Linked DNA regions of Homo sapiens: regions 1, 2, 3 and 4 are each linked to region 5. A link is a loop called in an ENCODE intact Hi-C map of the cell type or tissue named here. Cell type or tissue: CD4-positive, alpha-beta T cell. All regions are shown on one strand. Region 1 has its middle 86 kb from the start of CSNK2A3. Region 2 has its middle 88 kb from the start of LINC02752. Region 3 has its middle 9.5 kb from the start of SNORD97. Region 4 has its middle 79 kb from the start of LINC02752. Region 5 holds the start of LOC105376548 (a long non-coding RNA gene).

Evidence for each region. A loop is a pair of places that touch in the nucleus more often than their neighbours do. Peaks named below come from ENCODE experiments on the same cell type or tissue, not always from the same donor. Only the 100,000 strongest peaks of a DNase experiment are listed, where the experiment ranks them.
Region 1: a loop joins it to region 5, with 3 times the contacts of the local background. A loop is called at or near these places in 10 of 110 quality-filtered maps.
Region 2: a loop joins it to region 5, with 10 times the contacts of the local background. A loop is called at or near these places in 43 of 110 quality-filtered maps.
Region 3: it touches region 5 in a loop (3-fold over the local background); 10 of 110 quality-filtered maps call a loop at or near these places.
Region 4: a loop joins it to region 5, with 10 times the contacts of the local background. A loop is called at or near these places in 48 of 110 quality-filtered maps.

What each region holds. Positions count from the first base shown.
Region 1 is chr11:11,264,275-11,269,274 of GRCh38, reverse strand. No RefSeq gene overlaps it. Among named protein-coding and RNA genes, the nearest start is that of CSNK2A3, 86 kb to the left of the region's middle. RefSeq lists an enhancer at 3,638-4,139. In CD4-positive, alpha-beta T cell, CTCF peaks have their summits at 2,895 and 3,098 (motif pointing right); a DNase peak (open chromatin) is centred at 3,074.
Region 2 is chr11:11,025,242-11,030,241 of GRCh38, reverse strand. No RefSeq gene overlaps it. Among named protein-coding and RNA genes, the nearest start is that of LINC02752, 88 kb to the left of the region's middle. In CD4-positive, alpha-beta T cell, CTCF peaks have their summits at 1,772 and 1,977 (motif pointing left); a DNase peak (open chromatin) is centred at 1,971.
Region 3 is chr11:10,789,587-10,794,586 of GRCh38, reverse strand. No RefSeq gene overlaps it. Among named protein-coding and RNA genes, the nearest start is that of SNORD97, 9.5 kb to the left of the region's middle. RefSeq lists a silencer at 1,830-1,969 and enhancers at 1,630-2,179, 2,180-2,729. In CD4-positive, alpha-beta T cell, CTCF peaks have their summits at 1,758 and 1,957 (motif pointing left); a DNase peak (open chromatin) is centred at 1,946.
Region 4 is chr11:11,033,966-11,038,965 of GRCh38, reverse strand. No RefSeq gene overlaps it. Among named protein-coding and RNA genes, the nearest start is that of LINC02752, 79 kb to the left of the region's middle. RefSeq lists enhancers at 1,122-1,622, 1,623-2,123. In CD4-positive, alpha-beta T cell, a CTCF peak has its summit at 1,956 (motif pointing left); a DNase peak (open chromatin) is centred at 1,935.
Region 5 is chr11:11,154,377-11,159,376 of GRCh38, reverse strand. All of the region lies in intron 3 of LINC02752 (long intergenic non-protein coding RNA 2752), which reads right to left. It overlaps LOC105376548 (a long non-coding RNA gene), which reads left to right and starts at 2,816. Exons shown (of 3, transcript XR_007062592.1): 1 at 2,816-2,956. In CD4-positive, alpha-beta T cell, CTCF peaks have their summits at 1,784, 1,983 (motif pointing right), 3,002 and 3,203 (motif pointing left); DNase peaks (open chromatin) are centred at 1,986, 2,786 and 3,216; H3K4me3 peaks cover 1,258 bases; H3K27ac peaks cover 666 bases.

The DNA of each region.
Region 1 (5,000 bases), 110 kb before region 5:
ACTGCCAACAGCCATATAGCTCCAGCAGCCTGCATCACTGCCTGAGGCCTTTCTCTGGCCATAGGCACCTGCTTAGCCCATGCAGGGCAGACAGGAAGTATTAGAGAGCTTGGTTCATAGGAACAACCCCCAGCCAATAAGGGATAGGCTTCCTCACCCTTCAGGGGTGCAAATTGGAGGCCTGATCCTGTAGTCTCAGACAGGCCCTGGAGGGACTCAGCCCCAGTTGCTCCTGAATGCCCCTGGCCTTTCTTCCCTTTCCTGTCTCATATCCCTCACTCCTCTGCACTTGCCCCAATCACCTCCCAAATGCTTGTCCCTGAGTATGCTTCTGGGAGAAGCAGCTTACGCCCACTCCTTCGGATTGTCCCCACCCATGGCCCATCTGCACCTGGACACCAGTGATACCCAGATCCACGTGTGCACCCCAGAGCTCTCCTCTAAGTTCCAGGCTTGATCTCTCACTGCTGATGGGCCCTGGGCAGGCGTGTGGCCATAATGCAGACAATGCTGATCTGAGGGCCCCCATAAGGCCCGGCCCAGGGACCAGGACCAGCACCACCTCCACCAGGTGCTCGAACCAGACACTCCTCGCGACTGAGCTCTTCCTGTCCTCACCCTCCACCACCCCTTCTTGCCCTCAGTATATTATGGCAGCGATGCCTCCGAAACAGCTCTGAAATCTTCCCCAAGCCTCTTCAACACTCACAGACAGCCTCCCCAACTCATCTATCCTCCACACTGTGATAGCTACAAGGGTCTTCCTGAAATACAAATATGATCAGATCCCTTCCTTCCTGAAATCTTCAGTGGGTCTCATCAAAAATTTTAAATGACTAGCTCAGGCACCAGCCTTGAAGCTTCCTCATTTGGTGAATCCAGAGGCTGAGTGTCAGAAGCCCGGTGTCCTGGCTGCCACACACACCTGGTGGCATGGTGTTAGTGCCCCACATCCTCTCCCCTATTTTGAGGAAGTTTTGGGGGAGGTATATTAGTTTGCTAGGGCTGCTGTTACAAAGTGTGACAAACTGGGGAGCTTCAACAACAGAAAGGTATTGGCTCACTGCTCTGGAGGCTGGGAGGCCAAGATCAAGATGTTGGCAGGGGTAGCTCCTTCTGAGGGCTGTGAGGGAAGGATGGCATGGATCAGTTCTGGGTCTTCTCCTTGGCTTGTGCTTGGCCTCTTCTCCCTGTGTCTCTTCACATCCTCTTCTTTCTATGCATGTCTCTATTTCCAAATCTCTTCTTCTTCTAAGGTCGCCAGTCGTATTGGATCAAGACTTACCCAAATGACCTCATACTAACTTCATTCCCTCTGTAAAGACCCTATCTCCAAATAAGATCACATTCTGAGGTACTGGGGGTTAGGACAAGTTTGGGGTCAGGTGACACAATTCAGCCTCGAAGCTCCCTCCTTCAAGGAACAGGGACATAGGGGAGGGGTGGTGAGGGCCAGGCCAGGCCAGGCCCCAGGAGGCTGCCTACGCTCATCCCGCCTTGCTCAGGCAAGTCCTTCCTTGTTGGGGGACATCCCCATGGTCCTGACCTCCACAGAGATAAGGGTGGGCACTTCACAGGTGACAGGGAATTTTTGCATAAGTATCTGAGGCATTCATCATTGTCCTCCATGTCCACATCTCTTTTAAAGAAAACTATCCCAACCACAGTCCCAGGTGTGACCCTGTTTGTGCCATGACCATAGCTGATTCAGCCTGACCCATGGACAGGTATTTTGTTGGCTGCTGAGTAGGTAATGACTAAGCACAAAAATGACCAGCTGGGGCCAATCAAATTTTGCCTGTGAATTTGCACCATGACACACCATATTCAGCCAATTGAAGAAGGCCAGGACCCATGGCCATGCACAGGATGTACCTGGGGAAGAGCCAGCCTCAGAGGACCAAGAAACTAGACCCCTGTGCAGGCTGGGATCATGGGGAAAACCACAACTAAGCAGAGAAAAGAAAGGAGCTGATGAGCAAAAGGCAGCAAACTGGCCCTGGAGCTGCCTGGGTTTCCTCCTCCCAGACCCAACCCATACACACCCTGATGTTTTTTCTTTTCCCTCAGCTGGTTGACCAGCTCCCTGCTCTTTACAACAAACAAGACTGATAGAAGCAGGATGTAAAGATTTTAGATACCAGGACCTACTCCCTCACAGCCCCTCGCCCATGGGGGAATGCACACACAATCCCTACAACGGCTGTGCACACATGCAACAGAGGTACACATGTTTCACCATCTATGTACACATCCACGCACAGGTTAACATAGCCACACACATACACATATGCACACACATGCAGCAGGTTGGACACATGCAGACATACATGTACATACTCAGATACACAAACGTGCATGAGTGCAAACACACTGACTCCATAGAGAAAAGGGATTTCTGCTCCTCCCAGAATCTGCTTTTATAAGAATAGGGCTGTCATCATTTGACATGGCCCTTGTGAAGCAAAGGTTGTTGGAAATCAGAGCTCTTTTATTCTTACCATTTCTAATTACAAGCAAGAGATGTAAGGGGGTTCTGAGGCAAGACAGAAGCATTCACTCTCTGCCCTTCAGATTTTATCGCCATGGTCACCACTCTCTAAAACCCAGTAAAACAAACAGAATAGTCACCCAAAAACGTGTCATCTCTCAGCCATGCTCCTTCTCCTGCCTTCAGCTCCAAACAGGAGGGAGGGGAATGAGGTAGACACCCTAGACCACATCTAGCACCTGACCCCATAAGACCCTCAAGTCCCACTGCCCTGCCCTCTGCCTCAGCCAACCTCTCTACCCACAGTCAGGAATTTTAACCTTCCTTGTTGTTTTGGAAACAAGATTGGGCAGAAAGGGCCTGGAGAGACATTAGCCCTAATGTGGGTGTCTTTTAAAATTATATGGTGTAGCCACATCGTGGAAACCAGGTTTTAAAGACTGTCACCACATAATGTCTCTATGTCCCTGTCCAATTGAGCCAAGTTGTCCAGATCTGTACCCTCTGAGTATCTCTTCCTCCCCGTGAGCCCCTCCCATTGCCTTCTGGCTCCTGCCGCTGCCACCCTCGCCACAGCCTCTAGGGGGCACTGTGCTCCCTTCGTGCTCCCACCCCCAGGTTCCTTTACAGTCCAGGTGAGGTACACTAGGATTTCCAAAAGGAACTGAACTACTAAAGGAGGACTCCAAGGAAATGATCCTCAAACCAAAGAGATGGCGTGAGAGTTATTTCTCCCCAGTACTTTCTGTTCCCTTAAGTTGTTCTACTCACGCCTTTCCACGGGCCTGGTCTGTCTTTGGTTTCTAATCATGGAAATGCTCCTGGTAGAACCTGACCCTTTCCCCAACAAGGGGAAAAAAAGCCCCTTCTGTACTCAGGATATGAGTCGGGGCCTCGGATCTGGGGAAGGGGAGATGAAATGAAGAGAGTTTAACAACCGAAGTTCTTCGAAAGCATGGCTAGGGTAGGGTGACGAACCCTGAGACAAGAGCAGAAGCCCTTCCTACCCTTAGAGCTAGAGGGGCAAGGAGAGGGAGGAGTGCCAGCAGGCTCACTGGAGGCTGCAGCCAGCAGGACCCCACAGCCAAAGGCAGAAGAACCCCCACTATAGAAACCACAGCTGAGCGAAGAGGGAAAAACCACAGCCAAACGAAGGGGGGGGAAACCCCCCTCTCCATCTGCTGTCAGATATTCCACCAAAGCCTCCCACTGGCCAAACCCAGCTGGGGGTGGGGGTCGGGGGAGCCACTGATTCAGCCCACAGGGGTCAATACAGAGCAGGCCAAGAAGAGCAGGGAATGAGTCACCAGTACATGCCACCCTCAGCCTAGCCCTGGTCTGGATGTCACAGGCCACTTGCCCATCCTGTCTTGCCAGTTTGCATCCCTCTCCCAGTCCCTGAATACTCTTACATGGACACTAACCATACCACTTCCTTTGACATTTAACCATTCCTTTTATTGGTAAGAGAGAGGAGACAGGAGAGAGATCTCCCCAATTACAGCATGAGCCACCTGAAGACATCATTGGCACTGCATCCTTCTGTCCAATTCCTCTGGGGTCATTGAGACCCAGACCCCCTCTCATAGGCTTGCTTCCTCCTTATCTCTAAGGAAGGTGGTCATGAACAGCCCCAGCCCCATCAGCATGCAGGGACCTGCAGTTTTGATGCCCTAGATGAGTCTGGGGTGAGTTTTGATCTTGTAGCCTTGGAATCGCAAACAGACTCCATCTGTTTAAGGGCATTCAGTTGGTCCTGGCTGCCTGAAGTGATGTGTTGGGGAGGATTCTGAGGGTCTGGCTTCCATAGGCAGGAGTATCAGAGAGGATGAGCAGGAGATGGGTGAACTGTGTGTGTTATATATTTGGCCTTTCCATCCTGCCCTTTCTACCCCGTCTGCTGTGCTGGCTGAAGAGGTCCTTCTCCCATCAGGAACTGAATGTCCCCAAAAACCTCAGCCCACTGGGTTGGTGCTCTGGAGCTCCACCTTGGCTAGGGTGCTACCACCAAGGGGTCACCTACTCGTAAGTGCTATGCCCTGCTCCAAAGACACAAACCCTTGGTCATGGTCACCTGCCCAAACCATGCGAACCCTCCATATGCGTTTGAGGTGCTGGCCTTTGCTATGGATGCAGGTTCCTCAGCCCCTCGCTCTTTGAACTCTGGCTCCCTCCCCTTTCCATCAGGGAAGGGGCTCCAGTCTCAGTATATCTGCTCACCTGCTGAGCTCACTGGATTATGAGTGGTGTGTAAGAAGATCCTAAAAATGATAATAACATCAACTAATTGATGACTTTGATGGCCAGGCACTGAGGTGAGTACTTCTATTTTCTCATTTAATATTCAATATAACCTTATCACGTAGCGCTATTATTAGCACCCTGTTTTACAGTTGAGAAAACTAAGGCACAGAAAGGCCAAATCATTCGATAAGGACATATAACTAGCAAAGGCTGGATTTGAACCCAGGGAGGCTGACTGTAGAGCCTTCCCTTTTATCCTCTTCTA
Region 2 (5,000 bases), 130 kb after region 5:
AAAGAAACCTGGAGGACAACAATGTAACCAAGGGATCAATGCCACCATCACCCATGAGACAAAGCAACCACATGTGCCTTCAAATACCATGTTCTGAGAAGGACACAACATACATCTGTGAGTTTCAAGCTCAAATGCAAGATCTGAATCTCATCATAAGGAAATGTTAGACAAACCCAAACTGAGGGACAATTTACAAAATTACTGACCTGTGCTATTCAAAAATGTCAAGGTCAAAAGCTCAGGAAATATTCCAAATTAAAGCAGACTGGAGAGATATGAGAAATAAATGCAATGCTGGATCAAATCTTGGACCGGGGGGAAAATTGCTATAAAGGCAATTGGCAAAATTTGGATTTGGGCTGAAGATTAGATGACAGCATTTTGTCAGTGTTAAATTTCCCAATTTTCATCATTGTACCATGGTTATATAACAAAATGTCCTGTTCTAATAAAATACACACTGATATATTTGGAGGTAAAGGAATATAATGCCTACTTACTCTCAAATGGTTCAGGAAAAAAAACATTAATACTTAGAACAAATGATAATGCAAATAGGCCAAAATGCAAACTTGGTGAATCTGAGGGAAGGGTAAATGGGAATTCTTTGTACTATTGCAATTTTCTGTACATGTAAAATTGTATCAAAATTAAAATTTACCCCCCAAAATCTTTTTCCACCAGTAAAATTTTTTCTTAAGTGAAATTCCACCTGGAAGCCCAATGTGTCCAACAAATAAAATTGGAGTCATTTGAGTGAAATGGGGATGGTAGCTCCAGAGGTCTGCCCACAGATTCCCCTCCCACTGTCCACAGCTACATCTGAAGGGCAAGGCCATAGCAACTTAGCTGTTCACAACCAGTCCCTCTCCATCAGAGCATTGGATGTGCCTAGGGTGGCATCTCTGTCCTCACCCCTCTTCAGAGCCTCTTCCCTGATCACCTCTGCCCTCCACTTTCCTCTGAGTCACGCTCACTGTGCTAATCAGGCCTCTTCCTAATATTTATGCAAATATGTTAATTGCAGAGAATTCTCACACTGTCTGCTATTGCCTAGGGTCCATGACACTCAGAAACGTTCTTCGCCAATCACACAGGGCTTCCCAGTTGCTAGTCCCATTTCTGCTTCAGGCTGCAGCTGCCCACACCTGTATTACAGATGGACTTCAGAAGAAGGAGCTCTTCTTGAAGAAGTCAATGCACTATGCTGATCCCTGCTATCTCCTCTTGGCCCTGTAAAATACCTCTGGCAGCTGCAGTGGAACTCTTTGGCATTAAGCAAGGAAAAGATACTGTATTCATTCCTACTGCAACAAACTACCATTATTATGGTGACTTAAAACAACACAAATTTATTCTCTCACAGTTCTGGTAGTACATAGCCCAAAAACCAATTTCACTGGGCTAAAGTTGGGGTGTTGACAGTGCTAATTCCTTCCAGAGGCTTTGAAAGGAGAATCTGTTTCCTTGTTTCTTTCAGCGGCTGGTGCCTGTCTGTCTTCCTTGGCTTGTGGCCTCCTCCTCCATCTTCAAAGTTCATCAATTCAATCTCTGCTTCCACCATCATATCACCTTCTCCTCTTCTGTGGAATCTCCCTCTGCCTCTCTCCTATCAGGACACTCATGATTACCTTTAGGGTCCACTCAAAGAACCCAGAATAATCTCCCCGTTGCAAGCTGCTTAATCACAGCTGCAAAATACCCTTTGCCATATTATAAAGTAACATTCACAGGTTCTGGGGATTCAGAAGTAGATATTTTTAGGGGCTACTATTCAGCCTACCACAGAGACCTAAATTGATTGCTGCCCAACAGGTTTTCCCTGTTACTCAAATTCCCCAGCCTTTATGATGATTTGCTGTCTTTCATTTAATTATTCCCCCAGGTGCACTGATTTGAGTTCAGAGTAGCTCGTTTGTAACATACACTGCCTTCGTTTTGCTGCTCTGCCCTATTGTGCCCCCTGCCGGCAGGTGACACTACAGAGCTTGTACCCGCACAGCCCTCACCTCATACATGCCCATTGTCAAATGAATTGATGGATAGCCCTAGCCCTGGATGGAATCCCCTGAAAGCAACAGAAAGGGGGTTGAGCAAGAAGATCCTCCACTGTTTTCCAAGCCTCTAGCTGGGGCAGATTGAGGTCTCCCTGGGAGATCTCATCAGCAACAACCACACTCATAAATCAAAAAGGAACTGAGCCACAGTGCTCCTGGAGAATGAAAGGGAAAAAAGAACATTGGTTCATGTTTGGGCTGATTCTAAACTATATGGGAATGAAAGCTTTGGGGGTGATGAATTTCCCTTTAATGCTGTCACATCTGTAGTCCTGGAGGTTTAACCTCTGATTTTTGGCTGTAAAACCAACATTATTTCTGCAAAGTTGACACCAGATGCTGCCAGAGAGATATAGCTAAAGTGATAAAAATCTATTTAACAGATTTAGTGAAGCAAATACAAACTAATTAACAATTTTAGAATTGGGATTAAACACTAATTCTTTTAAACCATAAAAACTGAGATGAACAAAAGGAAAAAAAAATCTTCTCCCTCTGAATAACTCAAAGGAGCCATCTGTTTGTCATTGAGAAAATGGCCCAATTGATAAATTTTGAACAAATTCCTACTTTTTTTCTGGATTTGAATGCATTATGGACAGCCAGCCCAGAAAGAAGGCACATTACTCCCTGGCTAATGTGTCAATCTGGGCTTCCCTGAAGCTTCAGAAAACAAGCTATTTGTGTACTGACTCAGAAATAAGGAGGCAAAGACTAAAATGATATCTTTATGAATCATGCTTGAGGCATATGTTTTTGACCATTAGTAAGAAACGATGGCCTGAGGTTCCTTCTAGCTTTCTCATGCAGTAGCCATTGGTGAGACACAAATTCTTCATTAGCATCTCTCAACAAGGGCTGAGGAGCCTCTCTGCTGCCATTCTAAGACTTCCCAGAATGGCCAAATTAGGCCAAGTCTGAACCATAAAATTGTGGAAACTGGACTTGCTGACCTCCCGTCTCCCCACCTGGATGTTCTCAGCCTCAATATGCAGTTTAATTCTAGAACGCAGGCTATACAATTAATCCCATCCTAATCAGGGTCGGGCAATGAGGAGAAATTCTGTTTACTCTGGTCGCAAATTCAGTTGATTTGACATCAAATCTGATTGTTGGACCCCTTCTGAGTGTCCCCTGGGAAGAACTCAGATCTATTGTGAGCTACTTGAGGATGGAGATCTTTGCATCCCTTGGGCCTAACCCAGAGGCCTGCATATATAAATGCTCAATTAATAATAATAAATTACCACTTGTTGAGTGCCAATTATGTGCCAGACACTGTGCTATCCCGTTTAGTCCTCTCAATAACGCTATGAAATAGGTGTTATTATGATCCATGTTTATGAATAAGAAAACTACATCTTAGATTAAGTAATTTGTCTAAGTTCATACAGCTCCTATGTGGCAAGATTAAGTTAAAACTCAGGCCTGTCTAATTCCAGAACTGATCTATAACCACTTACACATATTCTGCCATATGCATGTACACAATAAATCATTCCTTCACATTTCACTGTATTCTAAAAAAATGTTTGTGATTACTTTTCACAAATACAGCTAGTAGAACTCAATTGGGAGTATTGAGTTTCAGGAAAAATAAGAGTGGAAAGTCAAATTGTTAAGTGCATCGTCAGTCCAAATGAGGTCAGTGGCAGCACTTGGGGAACAATCTGAGGTACTCCTTGAGGTTTGGTCCTTGGACTCTTGAAGCAGGCAAGGCTGTGGACAACTGGTTTGAATGGGACAACTGCCAGAGAAAGTCCCATCAAGCTATGATGACCACAGAAAAGTTGACCAAAGACCATGGAGGGTGACCTGCAAGTGGACCAAGCCTGTCAATAGGATTTTGGGAACAGATCCCACAGATCTGGTACCATGCTGCCTCATTTTCTCCCAAGTGGGTCAGTGTTTGGAGTCTAGAAACAACATGTTTTAACAACTCAAAATTCTTCATTGGGTTGGGGCGTTATCAAAGCCAGTTACAGCCCATATCCTTTTTATCTGCCCCTCCTGTAAAAGGCAACCAAGCTCATGGATTCCTTGTAGTTGTCTGAACGTTTCCTTGGTCAGTGTTCCTTCTTTACTCCAAAAGACCCTTTACAACTAGAAATATAGGCCATTCTCTTGGGACCTCCTAATGGCTATTATCTAAAATTCTCCTGATGATACAGATACACACTCAAATATTAGAATAGCATAAACATTTTTCAGACTAGAGTTTCCAGTCTGTGCTTCTGGACAATGAGCAGCCAGATTAGACCCCTAATTCCTAAGCCTACCACTGGGCAGGACGGCAAGTGGTCACTATCAGAGAGGCATGGCAGCACCATACCAGATACAGAATAATAGTTGAAGAGCAGAACGCGAATGAGCAATTAAGTTGCCTCAGTTTGCCAGTAAATCTGAGAACAGACCAACTTTGCTGGGATATAGATTACAGCAGGTAGAAACTGATTTTGTCACCCTCTGGCAATTTAAGCCCCTGATCTTTCCCTCAATTCCTGCCCCATATCAGGGAGCTAGTCATGCCATTGGGCTTTTCATGCCAGTATTTCTCAAACTAAGCCCACTGGACATTTTCTCTGAGTTCATGAGATTCTGATATTGTTTTTTTAATTTGTTTTCATATTGATGAAAATATAAAAATAATCAATATTCATATCTTGTGGGTCAACTGAATGACCAACTCAAACCACAGAATTTCTATGTCCACATGTAGATTTGTGTTTATGACAGCATAAGGGTCAAATAGAACTGCTTTAATTCTCTCAGACTAGTGAAAAATGAGTGTGATGGACTTCAACACAAACAATGTGATCATTGACAAGTGAGGAACAAATGACCTCACAGCATCCTGTAGAAACAAAAGTGTCATGATATTTAGGATAGAGGAAGATGGAAGACACACTGAGTCATCATGCGGCATGCAGCACATTCAGC
Region 3 (5,000 bases), 360 kb after region 5:
CCAGGCTAGAGTGCAGTGGCGCGATCTTGGCTCACTGCAAGCTCCACCTACTGGGTTCACGCCATTCTCCTGCCTCAGCCTCCTGAGTAGCTGGGACTACAGGCGCCCGCCACCATGCCCGGCTAACTTTTTGTATTTTTAGTAGACACGGGGTTTCACCGTGTTAGCCAGGATGGTCTCGATCTCCTGACCTCGTGATCCGCCCTCCTCGGCCTCCCAAAGTGCTGGAATTACAGGCGTGAGCTACCGCGCCCAGCTTCAAATGTCACTTTTATTAGTAAAGTCCTCATTGTCAATTCTGATAACCTCCTGCAGATCTTAAGGGGCAGGAAAGAAATTCATATATATATTTAAAAACTCTAAACACATCCTCATCCCTCTTTCCTTTTTGTATCTCCATGTCTCATTACATGACATACTGCATGGTTATATCTGATTCCTGCTAGAATGTGAAGAGCATGAAGTATTTGACAGTTTTTTTCACTGCTGTATTCCCAGCATCTAGAACAGTGCCCAGTGCCCGGTAAACTCAAATATTTGTTCAACCAAATCATGAATTAATAAAATTACCCTACATGGCAGGATGTGGACATAGAGGAAGGAAGTAGTGGGAAGACCTCAGACTCGAGTTGTAGATCGATCTAGGGTTAATCTCTAACACAAGCAGGGTGATCTTAGGTAAGATATTTTTTATCTGAGTCTTGATTATTTTAGAAATTATTTTAGAAAATTTAGCTTGGGCAACGTGGGGAAACCCTGTGTCTACAAAAAAAAAAAAAAAAAAGTAGAAAAATTTGCTGAGTGTGATGATGCACACCTGTAGTCTCAGCTACTCAGGAGGCTGAGGTGGGAGGATCACCTGAGCCGAGGAGGTCGAGGCTGCAGTGAGCCATGATCACGTCACTGCACTCCAGCCTGGGCAACAGAGTGAGACCCTGTCTCGAATGAATGAATGAAAATGTGGCTAACGTGCAGCTGTAGTTCCAGCTACTCTGAAGGCTGAGGTGGGAGGATTGCTTGAGCCCAAGAGTTTGAGGCTGCAGTGAACTATGATCGTGCCACTGCACTCCGGCCTGGGAGACAGAGCAAGACCCTGTCTCAAAAATTTAAAAAAAAAAAAAAAAAGAAAGAAAGAAAACAGGGTTAATACTTAAGGATTGTCATGAGAGCTAAACAAGCTAATATGTAAAAGTCACTAGGGAAAGCATCCCACATAGCAGCCCAATAGATATGAATGTCACCCTCCTTTCTAAGATTCCTCCCCAGGAGAACTGCTTCCATCTTCTGAACTAACAAGATCATTGGCTAGATATAACTAAAGGGTATAGCTCAGTCTTATTTGATCAATCAAAAGCACTTGCCAGTTGACTTTCCTCTTTCCCACTTTGTTTTTCTCCCAGCTTCTCCTCAGTCTCCTTTAAAAGCCCTCTTTTTTCACCTGGCCCCTGAATGTTGCTGTTTTGCCTCCCTCCTTCAACACTGTCACTCACTTCTGTGGATCCGATTACCAGCTATCTGCTGATGACATCTGTATCTTGAGTCCAAACCCCTTTCCAGAATGTCTAACTCGCACATCCAACCAGCCCCTGGACATATTTCTGAATGTGCCACAGCACTTCAAACTCAATATTCATCCCTAAACTTTTTGCCGCAAACCAACACTCCCTCCCTTTCTAACTCTGCAACCATAGCCTCATGCAAACCAAAAACGAATCACTTTCTCACTAGACAATTTTCCAAGCAAAGTCCTACAAGAATATGCAAGAGCCCTGGACGAGGAGACACCTGAGCACAGGGCAGAGAGTAGCGGACACAGGACATTCAAGTCCCACAGCCTGCCCTGCCCCGCCCCGCAGCCCTGCCCTTGCCCGTCCTGACCCAGGGGGAGCGCAGGAGGCTGAGCTGGACCCAGGTCCCCGACCGATCAGCAACGCTGTCCCACAGCGCCCTCTGCCGGGATGCTGGGAGACCACCCCTGGCAGGTGGGTCGGGTTGCAAGGCTCTGGCCCTTGTCCTGTACGGCCCACGCGGAGGCAAGACCGAGACCCACTGGTCACGCTCATGGAGAGGGGGAAGTGAGAATGTTGCCCTGGGCTTGGTCTCCTGTCAACGGTGCATGACACGACGATGTGACTGGTAAATGAGCAGTGACTCCTCAAGAGCTGCTCAGGTCAGCTGCACAGCATGCCGAGCCACAGAGCAGAGCGCAGGCCCCAGCTTCCCGGGTCATCAGTCTCGGAGCCTAGGCCAATCGCTGCACCTCCCCAGGCTCTATCTGACTTACCTGTGAAATTATCCTTGGTCTGCCCAGCTCTCCAGTGCGTTTCGAGGGGCCGCATCGCTAGGTATGGAACATCAGTGATGGACAGCTGTGGAACTGTTCTACAAGTCCATGCGTCTCGCAAACATGTACTGAGTACATATTTGCCAGGGGCTACTCCAGGGCCAGAGATGTAACAGTAATGAGACAGTCTTCTTCTGGAAGCAACGTTCTGGGTGATAGCAGAGAGACAGTAAATCAACAAACGTACAGTGCCAGGCAGTAAAAAGTGCTGTATGCAGGGATGCGAGTAAGGGCTAGGGAGTGGAGTGAGTGCTGCTTGAAAGAGGGGGTTCTGGGATGGCCTCAGGAGGAGGTGGCCTTTGAGCAAAGATCTAAGAGATGCCAGGGGGTGAACTCCACAGCCATCTGGAGGAACAGCATTCCTGGCAGAGGGGAGGCCAAGCTGGAGGCCCTGAGATTGGGAACGCACCTGGCCTGTCTGAGGAACAATCTGGCCAAGCAGAGGGCAAGGGGGTTTGAGGCTGAGGAGAAGGGCGCCGGCCAGTGCAGAGAACTAGTCAGACCCAGTAAGGACTTTGGCTTTTATGCTGAGTGAGATGGGCTGCCTTTGGAGGATTGCTTTTTATCATTTGTTAATATCAATCCCTCATTAAGACCAGTGCAGTGCCTGCACTGCATCCTGAGCTCTGCTAGGACATATTATGATTATTGTAGCTAATGTTTGCCGAGGAGTTAGCATATGCCAGGCTGGACCAAATGCATCAAGGTAGTCATCCCTTGTAATCATCCCAACATCCTTGAGGCAGGTGCTTCACTATCCCCCTTCACTATCCCCATGTCTGAGCCCCAAACTGAGGCTCAGAGAAGCAAAGCACCTGCCCAAGATCTTTCATGTATTTGGCAAGTAGCTATGAACGCCTTTTCTGCATTGTATTAGGCTGTTTTCACACTGCTATAAAGAAATACCTGAGACTTGGTAATTTATTAAAAAAAAAAAAGAGGTTTAATTGACTTACAGTTCCACATGTTTGGGGAGAATTCAGGAAACTTGCAATCACGGGAGAAAGTGAAGGGCAAGTAGGCGCCTTCCTCACAAGGCAACGAGAGAGAGAGTGTGAAGGAGGAACTGTCAAGCACTTATAAAACCATCAGATCTCCTTGTGAGAACTCCCTCACTATCATGAGAACAGCATGGGGGAGACCGCCCCCAAGATCGAATCACCTCCCACCAGGTCCCTCCCTTGACACATGGGGATTATGGGGATTACAATTTGAGATGACATGAGATTTGGGTGAGGACACAGAGCCACATCATATCATGCATGCTCTTTTGAAGTACTGGGCCACACATCTATTAAGTCATGGGGTGGTGATTCAAGCCCTACACTGTAACTCAGGAGCCGGTGCTCATACCAGATACACCAAAATGCATGTTGGGGTAGGGGACAGAAACTGAAGAGAGAAAGTAAAGGACCCTTTGCAGAGGCAATGAGCTCCTCATGCTTGGAAGTGTAACCAGGGCGGAATGAGTGTAGGGAGGGGCAGGTGCTTCTGAGGGTTGGGGTGTAGGACCGGAGGTGAGGAAGAATCAGCCCCCTAATCCTTCTGTCATGGGTTGAATTATGTCCCCAGCCCCCAAAGATATATGCTGATGTCCTAACTCCAGGTACCAGTGAATGTGATCTTCCTATTTGGAAATAGGGTCTTTGCAGATGTAAGCAAGTCATTAGAGGAGGCCCTAATCTGATATAATGGTGTCCTTATAATAAGAGAAGTGGCACACAGACATGCAGGGTGAGTGCCATTTGATGACAGGGGCAGAGATTGGAGTGACGTCTCTACAAGCCAAGGACTGCGAAGGTTTGCCAGCAATGCTAGCAGCTAGGAGAGAGACATGGACAGATTATCTCTAGAGCCTTCCCATGCCCTGCTGACACCTTGATTTTGGACTTCTAGTCTCCAGAACAATGAGAGAATATGTTTTTGTTGTTCAAGACACCCTGTTTGTGCTACTTCATTACGGTAGTCCTAGAAACTAATACATTGCCCCCAACCCCAGTACCATCACTTCCATCCAGGGCCACCGTGCCCTCTAGCTCTGTCCCTTCCTCTCTCCTCCCCTGAACCCACCAGCTGCTTCACAACTCAGCTAGGTACAGAAAGGTGAGGGAAGAGCTTGGACGAACCAGTAAATAAAATGAGTGAATGAATGAGCAGTGGAGCTCTATTTTGTTCTGAGAAAAATTCTTTGAAGAAAATTAGTAATCTACTTTAGTACTAAAAAATTAGAAAATAAGCCAAAAGAAAAGATATAAAGCTAAGCCTATTAAAATTTTTCATAATTTGGGGTGAGGTGACTTTTCTTTTCTTTGCTTTGCTTCTTTTTTTTTTTTTTTTTTTTTTTTTTTTTTTTAGAGTCTCCCTCTTTCTTCTAGGCTGGAGTGCAATGGCATGATCTCGGCTCACTGCAACCTCCACCTCCCGGGTTCAAGCAATTCTCCCTGCCTCAGCCTCCCGAGTAGCTGGGATTACAGGCGCCTGCCACAACGCCCGGCCAATTTTTGTATTTTTTAGTAGAGACAGGGTTTTGCCATGTTGGTCAGGCTGGTCTTGAACTCCTGACCTCAGGTGATCTGCCCGCCTCAGCCTCCCAAAGTGCTGGGATTACAGGCGTGAGTCACCGTGCCCGGCCTAGGGTGACGTGACTTTTCTAAGC
Region 4 (5,000 bases), 120 kb after region 5:
CACAATTTAGGATAGATTCATTAGCTTTGCTGACAGCCACAACACATAGCTGGCTCATAATGAGTGTTCACTCAGCTAAAGCTCCCCAGAGCTTTGCACCCTGGCCTCTGCTAAGCCAGCTTTCCTCGTCCTACACTTGAGCAATTTGTTGTTTGGAGCCTTCATTCAGGATTTTCTCATTATTGATTTCAGTTCCACTCAACAAACACCTGCTGAGCTAGGCACAAGCGCAGGTTGCTGGGGAGCTGGGAGGCGCAGGCACCATTGAGCTCTGCACTGCTATTTTCTACCCCTAGCCCTGCTCAGAGTTCCTCTGGGCTCCCCTGCATCCCCGCTCTGAGGGCCTGGCACACACTGCACTCTTCTCCCAACAGTTCCTTTTGCCTTCCTCAAGAGCAGAGCCACACCTTGAAAATTGCCAGGTCCCTGGAGTAGTTTTTGAGTGACCAGAGCTGTGCCAAGCAGGGTATTTTTGTTAGTGAGTGAGCAGCTGCCCAGAACATTTCAGGAGATGATTTACTCCTTCTCTCAGAGCTGCTTATACCAGAGCTCTCTGTTCCTATCACAGCCTGTACCTCCCATGAAAACCCTGTCACAGTTTCTGATCTGAGAGGAGCCTGTTTGCCTGAAGGAAGAAAAATTCTCTGTTTCTTTCTGCCAGGTTTTCTCGCTTGTCCAGGATGTGTCCCCCTGGCCTGGAAATGGGGGTGGAAGTGTAGGGGCTATTAGCTGACCCCAGCCTGGATCCTGCCCAGCAGTTTGTCTGCAGCTGGAGGGGCCATGTCCTTGGCCCCTACCCTCTGACAAGCTGATAGTGCCTGGGCTTAGTTATGAAGCATTCAACCCCATGAGGCCGGGAGACCGTAGGATAATTCTGGCCCTTTCCAATTCCTTGACCCAAAGCTTGCATTTTAGCTAAAATGTCTTGCAACTTGGTTTGGTGCAAATGGTGGCTGCATGGTATTGTGACAAGAGCTCTAAGCTGGGAGCCAGAGACCTGGGTCTGGGTTCAAACTCTACCACTCACCAGCTATGTGACCTGGGTCTGGGCCTCAGTTTCCTCATCTGCCACAAGAGGGCTGACATATAGACTCTCCAAAGGCTCTTAACGTTGCAGTATTATCTAGTAGTGTGGGTTGTGAGCATGGCTAAGGAGCCAGAGTGCCTGGGTTCACCCCAGCTGTGGCATTTACCAGCTGAGTGACCTGAGGCAAGTTACTTAGGTTATTTAAACCTTACTTCCCTCATCTGTCCATGGGGATAATACTAGTACTTACCTCCTAGGATTCTTATGAGGATTAAAGAAGCACAAAAGTGCTTACAGTGGTGCCAGGCACATAGTAAATGTGCAATAGCTGTGGTAGTGTTCTTGTTTTTATCACTAAGTACCAAGCTGAGTCTAGCCTTAGCTATCAGGGATGGGGCTTCCTGTAGAAGCAGCTGTACTGGCAGCATTGTGTCTTCCTTCATCCTGACAGAGTCTGTGAAGTCAGTTACTACAACAGGAAAACCAGTGACCTCAGAACCAAAGTTCACTTGAAGCCCCCTCCAGCCCCAGCCTCAGCCCAGCCCAGCCCTGGACCTAGCCCAGGCCTGAGGCTTCCCAACCAGGCCCAGCCCCAAACTCCCTCCCTCCCAAGCTCAGGCAGACCCCTGGGCCTGACGGGTGGGTTAGCACACTTGGGCCCCCAAGTCCCGAATCACCAGGCGATTAAACTTGCCTTTTATTGTGGTCCTGAGGATTATAAACAAGCAGGCCTGACATACGGGTCATTCCTGAGACTCCTGCTTCATTGGCTTTAAGGCCCCCTTGGCGGTAAAGAATTTCAAAGCTGCTAACACCATAGTATATTAAAGTGGAATAAATTCCTCTGAATGGTCCTCAGGTGAGAACCAGTGCTGAGCAAATACCTCCTGGTTTCCTCTTGTAGAACCCAAGACTGACCCCTGGTGGTCTGTAAGACCTGCTGAAGCCCAGACTTCACCATGGTCATCCTTGAGAACCTTCTGTGTCTGAATCTGGTGTTCTCTCTTTCTCTCTCTCTCTCTCTCTCTCTTTCTCTCTCTCTCATCTATTAGAACTCTCTCTTTCTTTGTTCTATCAAAGAAAAGACAGAAGTCATTTCCTGAGTCCCTTGGGGGTGGGAATGGCATTGGAGGGAAAGCTTCAAAGCCAGTGCTCAAAGTAGAGTGGCAGAATATACCGTCCTGCCCTCACCCTCTGCACAGACATCAGAGTCCCACTTCTGGCACATAGCCAGGCAACCATCACTGGGCTCATGCTGCACACCCTGCTTTAAGGCCAGGACCAAAGAGCTTGGTCCCAGGCTGTGTCTACACAACCTATGCCTTCAGGGCCAGTGTCTAGACAACCTGCATCTCAATAATCCAATCTGCATACCATGCTTTTGTAACTCCTGTATGTGAAGTTCATATCTCTACAATCCAATTTCTGTACACTGTATGTCTCTTTAACATTTGTCTCTACAATGTATCTGTACACTCCATGTCTGTACAACTCCCCTGTACATAATCCTGTCCTGGGAAGCACATATCCACACAACACACTCATGCTGTCACATGGGTTTCTGCACACAACATGTCAGGGCAGAGAATGGATGACCAACCAGGAGGAGTTTTGCTTGTGGCTCATTTTGAAAAGAACGCCTTCCTCCTCAATTCATACTCCAGGATGGTGACCGCAAAAGCCATCTGGATTGTTCCTCCAGAAATGGCTCATTTATCTCAGGACTTCATAAAGAAAAGAAAAAGTTAAATGAGAAGAGCTAAAAACCTTACTGAGAAATGGCATGAAAAAGAGATTCTCTGTTATGTTTTTGAGGTAATCAAATTCACTATATTTTACTTGTAAAATAAACTTTGAAAAAAAACCTATCTCCAGCTATGCTTCTCTTTTAAAGTAGTTCACACTGTCCGTTTCTACTAATTGAGTTAATTAGCACAGTATCAGTGATGTCATCATCACAAAGGTTAAGGTTAAGGTTAAGAAGGTTAAGGTTAAGGTTAGGTAAGGTGAAGATCAAATTTCTGCAGAAAATATAGTTCACAACTTTAAACAAGATAAAAAAAGACTGTTTTCTCCAAAAAAAATGAAATATTCTTCATTACAACAAATATATTGCAATAAATGTTTCCTATAACAATTTTAGAGTCTTGAGCTTAAAACTATTATTTAAAAATTAAACTTTAAAAATGTTTAATATTAAGGGAAGGCTCTTTGTCCATTAATAAACAGACTTAGAAACTCAATTTTATGATGACAAGATATAGAATAAGCATAGATTTCACTTAAATGTTAAGGCACAAACTATCTAAATAGTTGCTAAGATTTTAGCCATCTAATCTTGTTTCTCAGTGGAATGCTGCTGGCATTTGGGGTTAAGAATATTCTCACCATGTGTCAGGTTGTCCCAGGCACTGCGGGATATTTAGCATTCTTGGTCCTGTCCACTGAGTACCAAAGACATCCCCCAGTCAGTGTGACAACCATAACCACTCCCAGACATTTTCAAACACACCCCCATGGGGTGGTACTGACCCCAATTAAGAAGTGCTGGTCTCACATGGACACAGGAAGGGGAACATCACACTCTGGGGACTGTTGTGGGGTGGGGGGAGGGGGGAGGGATAGCATTAGGAGTTATACCTAATGCTAAATGACGAGTTAATGGGTGCAGCACACCAGCATGGCACATGTATACATATGTAACTAACCTGCACATTGTGCACATGTACCCTAAAACTTAAAGTATAATAATAAAAAATTAAAAAAAAAAAAAAAAGAAGTGCTGGTCTCAACAAAACTTAATTGCTTATCCAGGACTCTACATTCTCAAAGCAGGGGTGGACAGCTCTTTAAGTTTTCCTCGAGGTTTTTGTTAAAAACCCGTAGGCTTTGGCTTTAACTTATTTTTTATTGAAACTTTTATTGAGATGATTATAAAGTCACATGCAGTTATAAGAAATAATACAGAGGGAGTCTTTGTACATTATGTCCAGCTTCCCCATGGTAACAAAATGTTTGTTTTGTTTTGCAAGACTATAGTACAATATCACTGATTGACACTGACACAATCCACACATCTTATCCTGATTTCCTACTTTACCTGTACGGATTTGTGTGTGTTTGTGGGGTGGGGGGTGTTTCACACATTGTTATCACCTGTGTTACGCTCATGCCTCCACCACACAGTGAAGACATTTCAACACCACCAGGATCCCTCATCTGACCTTTCATAATCACACCTATCTTCCTCCCACGCCAACCGCCTTCCCCTAGGTCCTAACCCTGGGCAACCACCAGTCTGTCTCCCAATTCTAAAATGCTCTCATTTCAAGAATGTTATATAAATGAAATCATGCAGTATGCAACCTCTTGGTATTAGCTTTTTCCATGCAGCAAAATTCCCTATAGATTGATCCAAATTGTTGCATATATGAGTACAGGTAGTTTGTTACTTTTACGGTTGAGTAGTATTCCATGATATGTACGTACCACAGATAGTTTAACCATTCAACTGTTGCAGGACATCTGGACTGATTCCAGTTTTTAGCTATTACAAATAAACCTGCTATAAATATCTGTGCACTGCTTACTGTAAATGTAAGCATTTCTCGGGGAGAAATGCCTGAACCTGTAATTGTTAGGTAGCATGGCAGTTGCATTTTTTTAAAAGAAACTGTTAAACTGTTTTCCAGAGCGGTTGTGCCATTATTTTGATATTATACATTCTGCCCATTTTCTTTTTTTTTTTTTTTTTCCCCCGAGACGGAGTCTCGCTCTGTCGCCCAGGCTGGAGTGCGGTGGCGCGATCTCCACTCACTGCAAGCTCCGCCCCCCAGGTTCGTGCCATTCTCCTGCCTCAGCCTCCCGAGTAGCTGGGACTACAGGCACCCGCCACCACGCCCGGCTAATTTTTTTGTATTTTTAGTAGAGACAGGGTTTCACCGTGTTAGCCAGGATGGTCTCGATCTCCTGA
Region 5 (5,000 bases):
GATCCTAATCCCACAGCTACAGGTAGTCATCTTCCATAGGTCAAAAGCAACCACTCCTCCAGCATCTCCTGGGGTGCCCTTGCCCCTGCACATTGGCTTGAAGGAGGGCACAGTATTGCTGCTTGACCAGGAATAATATTTTTAGGAGTTTAAAGAAAATAAAGAGAATCTGTTAAAGGCAGTTTCAGGTTCTGGGCATGAAAAGAGATACAGTGCTTGAGCTTCTGGAAATCAGGAAGGCTTAAAAAGTCAAAGAGATATTTGAATGACTGCCTTTGGGACTGGAAGAAACCCAAACAATTAGAGGCATGAAGGTATAGCACTCAGGGTTTGATAGGTGGAGGTGCATCCCTAAAACCAGGTCTCTGGGCTCACTGGAGCCTGACCTCATTTTCAATTGCTGAAAAAAAATGCACGCGATAAGCTCAGTCTGAAGATGCTTTGACAATTGTTCGAATCAGCCATTTTCCTAGAGGGTTTTGTTTTATTTATAATTATTATATTTTATTTATTTGTGTTTTTCTCTTATGATATGTTACCTTTTGTTTAAATAATTGGGCATCCCAGACCAGATTATCTAGAAATAAACTGGTGCTTTTCTGTGGTATTTCTTTAAAGGCAAGTATATTTTTAACTCGATTTATCTTTTTTGGTACACTCAATGACTTGTCTCAAAACAGCTCCATCAACTTTCTTAACCTAAATCCTTGTTCAAGTTTCCTAGTCCCTATCATTAAATTAAAACCTTTAAAGTATTTTAATTTAAGCCTTATTTGAAAAGATCATACATATCTCATGATTCCCATTAAAAATTAAGTAATTGAAATGCACACATATAAAAAATATGTATGTACATATTATATATTATTATATACATAATATGCCAGAAGGCAGAATTTATCTTCCATGGACTAACATTTTGTCAGAAAAAGAAATTGATAATCTGGTTTCTGGCATAGGCATGTGCAGCCTCCCCCCCCCCACCGCCCGCCCCCATACAGGATCCCTGGGGCAGGCATGGACAATTTCATCTCACATCTCTCTAAGGAATGACAGGTCAGCTCTGTGGCACATGGTCCCCCTCCTGCAAGGTCTGGCCTCCTCATGATGCTCAAGGTCCATTGGGAAGATTCCAGAGTGTGAGTGACTTAGGGGAGAACAGAAAGAAGTCTACAGAAGGTTGGGTAGGAAGAGACCTCAGCACACCAGGCTGCAGCTGAGACAAGGCAGGGCTCCCTGGGCAGCTCTGTCTCCTCCATCTCTATGTAGATCATTTTTCTGCCCCTCGTTTGGTGCACACTCCTGCCAACAGGATCTTGGAGGCAAGCTGGGTAAAGATTAGGCTGCCATGAGACCTGAAGCTGGTGCTCTATGGTGCATGTTTGGGAGAGCCCAGGATCTCCACCTCACACCCAGGCCCTGCTCGCCAGCTGAGGGCAGCTCTGTGATGTGTGATGTCAGTGCTTCTGGGCCGGCGATGGTGTGCTGAGCAGAGCTGCCATAGACACCCACCCCTACACCTGGACATGTCATGCCTACAAACACAGGACCTGGAGAAACCAGGAGCCATTCTCAATCCACCTTGGAGCTCTAACTACCACTGAAAAGCTTTGCTGGGACCCCAAATCATCTGGCTTTAAGGAGCTGTCAGGAAACTCTACAAAGGGCTTAGCTGGCAACTAAGGGATAAATGGCTAATCACAGTTTAAGTGGTGCCCACTTTCTCTCTGCCCCAGTGTATTAACTTCAAAAATCGAAAGAATGGAGGGGCGCTAATGGTGGGGGCAGGGACAGAGAGCCCTGCCCAGTTTCCCCTTAAACCAGAAGGCATCCAGACCCTCATCCAAGATTTCCGTGGCACCGAGAGCCCAGGGATGGTGGACGAGAAGGCATCCAGTCCAGCACGCAAGGCTTCCATGGCACCAAGAGCCCAGGGATGGTGGTTTCAGTGTCTGGTAGAGGAAAGTTGCCTTTATGCACCTTCCAGCAGGGGGCTCCGGGAGCTTCATGCTGTAGAGTAGGGGAGTCAAGGCCCTGTTTTATCTCTGCAGTTGAAACAGTCACAGATGTCTATGTGCTATTTTCAAATGAAGTTCCTCGTGGAAACTGCGCATGTTTTTCTCAATAACCACCCCACTACCACTGCCAAACTAAATGAAGCAACAAGCATCAATTTATATCAATTCAATATTTATACAAACTGTGATTATCTCTTATGGATCCGAAGCTCTGATTGGCAGTTACATATGGTTTTGATGATAAAAGTATGAAAACAAATTTATTATTATCTGCAAATGAAGGGTATATGGCAGATAGGATTTTCCAGAGCATGGAGAAATAACACAAAAGATATCCCTGGTGATGGGAAAGCTGAGAACTCTAAAATAAGAATACTAGGGGCAGGGGTACCAGATCAAGAAAGGTTGTCGGACTGGATTATATTTGTTAAAGAGAAAAGCCATAGAGCATAGTAGAAATGTCGGGATGCAGAAGAGGAGAACTCCGGGCCACGGCCTTGCTATGTGATGGTGGCCAAGTGCCTTGCCTTGGATCTTTCACGGCTGGACCCTGGAGGGGTTGGACTTGCCTGATTCCCCCTCTCAGGGGCAGAGCCGTGGACCCAGCCCAGGGGAGGGGGTTAGGGAATGTGGTGCACACGAGGCCTGGCTAAGCTAGGGCTCAGGACAGGACTTGTGGCAGGAAGGATCCCACGTTGTTAACCCAAGACAGCAGATAGGAGTTGTTGCAGGTCCCTCTTCCGGAAGCACCTCTGAAACGGAAACGGTGTGTGCGGTGTTTATCAGGAAGTGCTCTCAGACTCCACGCCCGTGGGAGTAGTGAGAGGCATAGGATGGGACAGAAGGAGATGCTAAACAGTGATGCAGAAGCAGCGAAGACCTCCGCAATCCTGCAGGGAAGCTTGGGAGCTGGTACGGCCCTGCAGAGATGCACTGAGGTAGGGCGAGGACCCCGGCCCTCTAATCCCCCGCACTGACTCGACATTGGATGCACAGCCCCTGGGAAGGGGATGTGACGGGCGAGGTGGCTCTCGGCATCTGAGAGCAATCCCTGGCGACAGACTCAGCTGAGAGCTCATCTGAGGGCAATCTCTGGAGACAGACTCAGCTCAGAGCTGTCAGCAGCCTGAGGACTGTGTTTCTTCTTGGACGGGTAGGGACCCCAGGGGAACCCGGGCAGCACACCTCACGCCCCCTGCAGGCACAGTGCTGCAACTACAGCCAACCATCCGGAGGGGAGAATTCAGGTGCGAGAGGCCCAGGGAGGAAGCCGAGGGAGACTCCAGGCCCTAGTGAGAAGGCAGCGCACAGCCAGCAAGGCGGACCCACCTAGCTGGGTCCTGCCTGCAGACATCGTAGTCAGCATCTGCGGCCGTGGCGTCAACCAGTAGGAAGCGGATTAGGACCCAACCAGGCTCAGCCAGGCTCCACCACGCTAAGGTTCTGGGCTCTCCCAGCATCTCTGAGGACTGAGGGAGGCCCCAGCCTGGGCAGAGGACACCTCTGAGGTCGTGCAAATAGTTTTCTATGAAGCTCGTCTTCTGCTGCTCTTCCACCCATTGTCCATCAGTCCTTGCCACTTCCTTGTCCTGGGCATCAGCTAGCCTGGAACCCATCAAGGAGGTCAGAAAGGAGTCAGGATCTGTAGTGGAGGCTGGGGAGGTCAACCAATAGTCAGAAGCCTAGGCAGGCCGGGCACAGTGGCTCCCGCCTGTAATCCCAGCACTTTGTGAGGCAGAGGCAGGAGGATCTTTTCAGTCTAGGAGATCGAGACCAGCCTAGGCAACACGGCAAGACCTTGTCTCTACAAAAATCACTTGGGGGTGGTAGTATCCACCTGCGGTCCCAGCTACTCAGGAGGCTGAGGTGGGAGGATCCCCTGAGCCTCGGAGGTCGAGGCTACAGTGGTTCATGATCATGTTACTGCACTCCAGCCTGGGTGACAGAGTGAGACTCTGTCTAAAAAAAGAAGACGACAAAGAAGTCATCTAGGCAGCAGTATGGTAGACTGCAGAGACAGTGAGATTTGGAGGCAGACAGACCTGCCTTCAATGTTCACCTCTGCCACTTTTGGGCTGTGTGACTTTAAGCAAATTGCTATACCTCTCTGAGCCCCATGCTGCCCATTAATCCTAGCACCTATCTCTCAGTACTTTATTAAGTCTCCAGGATTATTCCAGCTGCTATTTTACCACTGCCTCTGACTTCTTTTGAACTCTGACCACTGCCTTTTATTTAGGATTATGACACACATCGTTAGCTCTAGGATTCCTCGCTGAGTCCCAAGTCTAATTGTTTACAGACATCCTATGTCTAACTGCATCCCACCACTCTCTGCTTCTCCTTAAGACTGGTCCCCACTTTGCTATCAGCTGTTCCATCTCAGCATCTCTTACTCTTTTCTTCTCAGCCTGACTGCTGCTGGAGCCCAGTGTGAGTCCTGGCAGAAGAAATCTGCAAACCCTAGTCAGATGTGTTTCAGCTTTGCAGTGGATGGTAGGGCCACCCTCCCGTTGGGGTCAGGTCAGAGGACATGACTCTTTAACATTACTGAAATTACAAGTTTCTTGAATACAAGATGAAGGAAGAGGTCAAATATCAAGTAGTAAGTCACACATTTAAAACAGAATTTGGCTTCTACATTTTCTTGGGAATGGGTAGAGAAAAAAGCTTCCCTTTCTCTGTTTAAAGAAATCAAAACTTTAGAGGGCTCTAGGAAGAACAAAGAGAATCTTCACATAAGAAATAGAATATTGAGAGCCCTTATTAAGATAATTTTCTTGCTCAAAGATTGAAAGACTCAGTGCCTTTGGAGTTTGGCTCTGGTTGAGGGAGGGGATGGGATGAAGTGACAAATGCCTCAGAGGTTATGGCTAATGGTGCCTTTGGAGAGAGAAGTATTGGGACATGTGTGTGGGAAAACAGGTTTCAGAATGTGATGGCAGCCTCCAAAATGGCCCCAGTGATGCCCTGTCCTGGTGT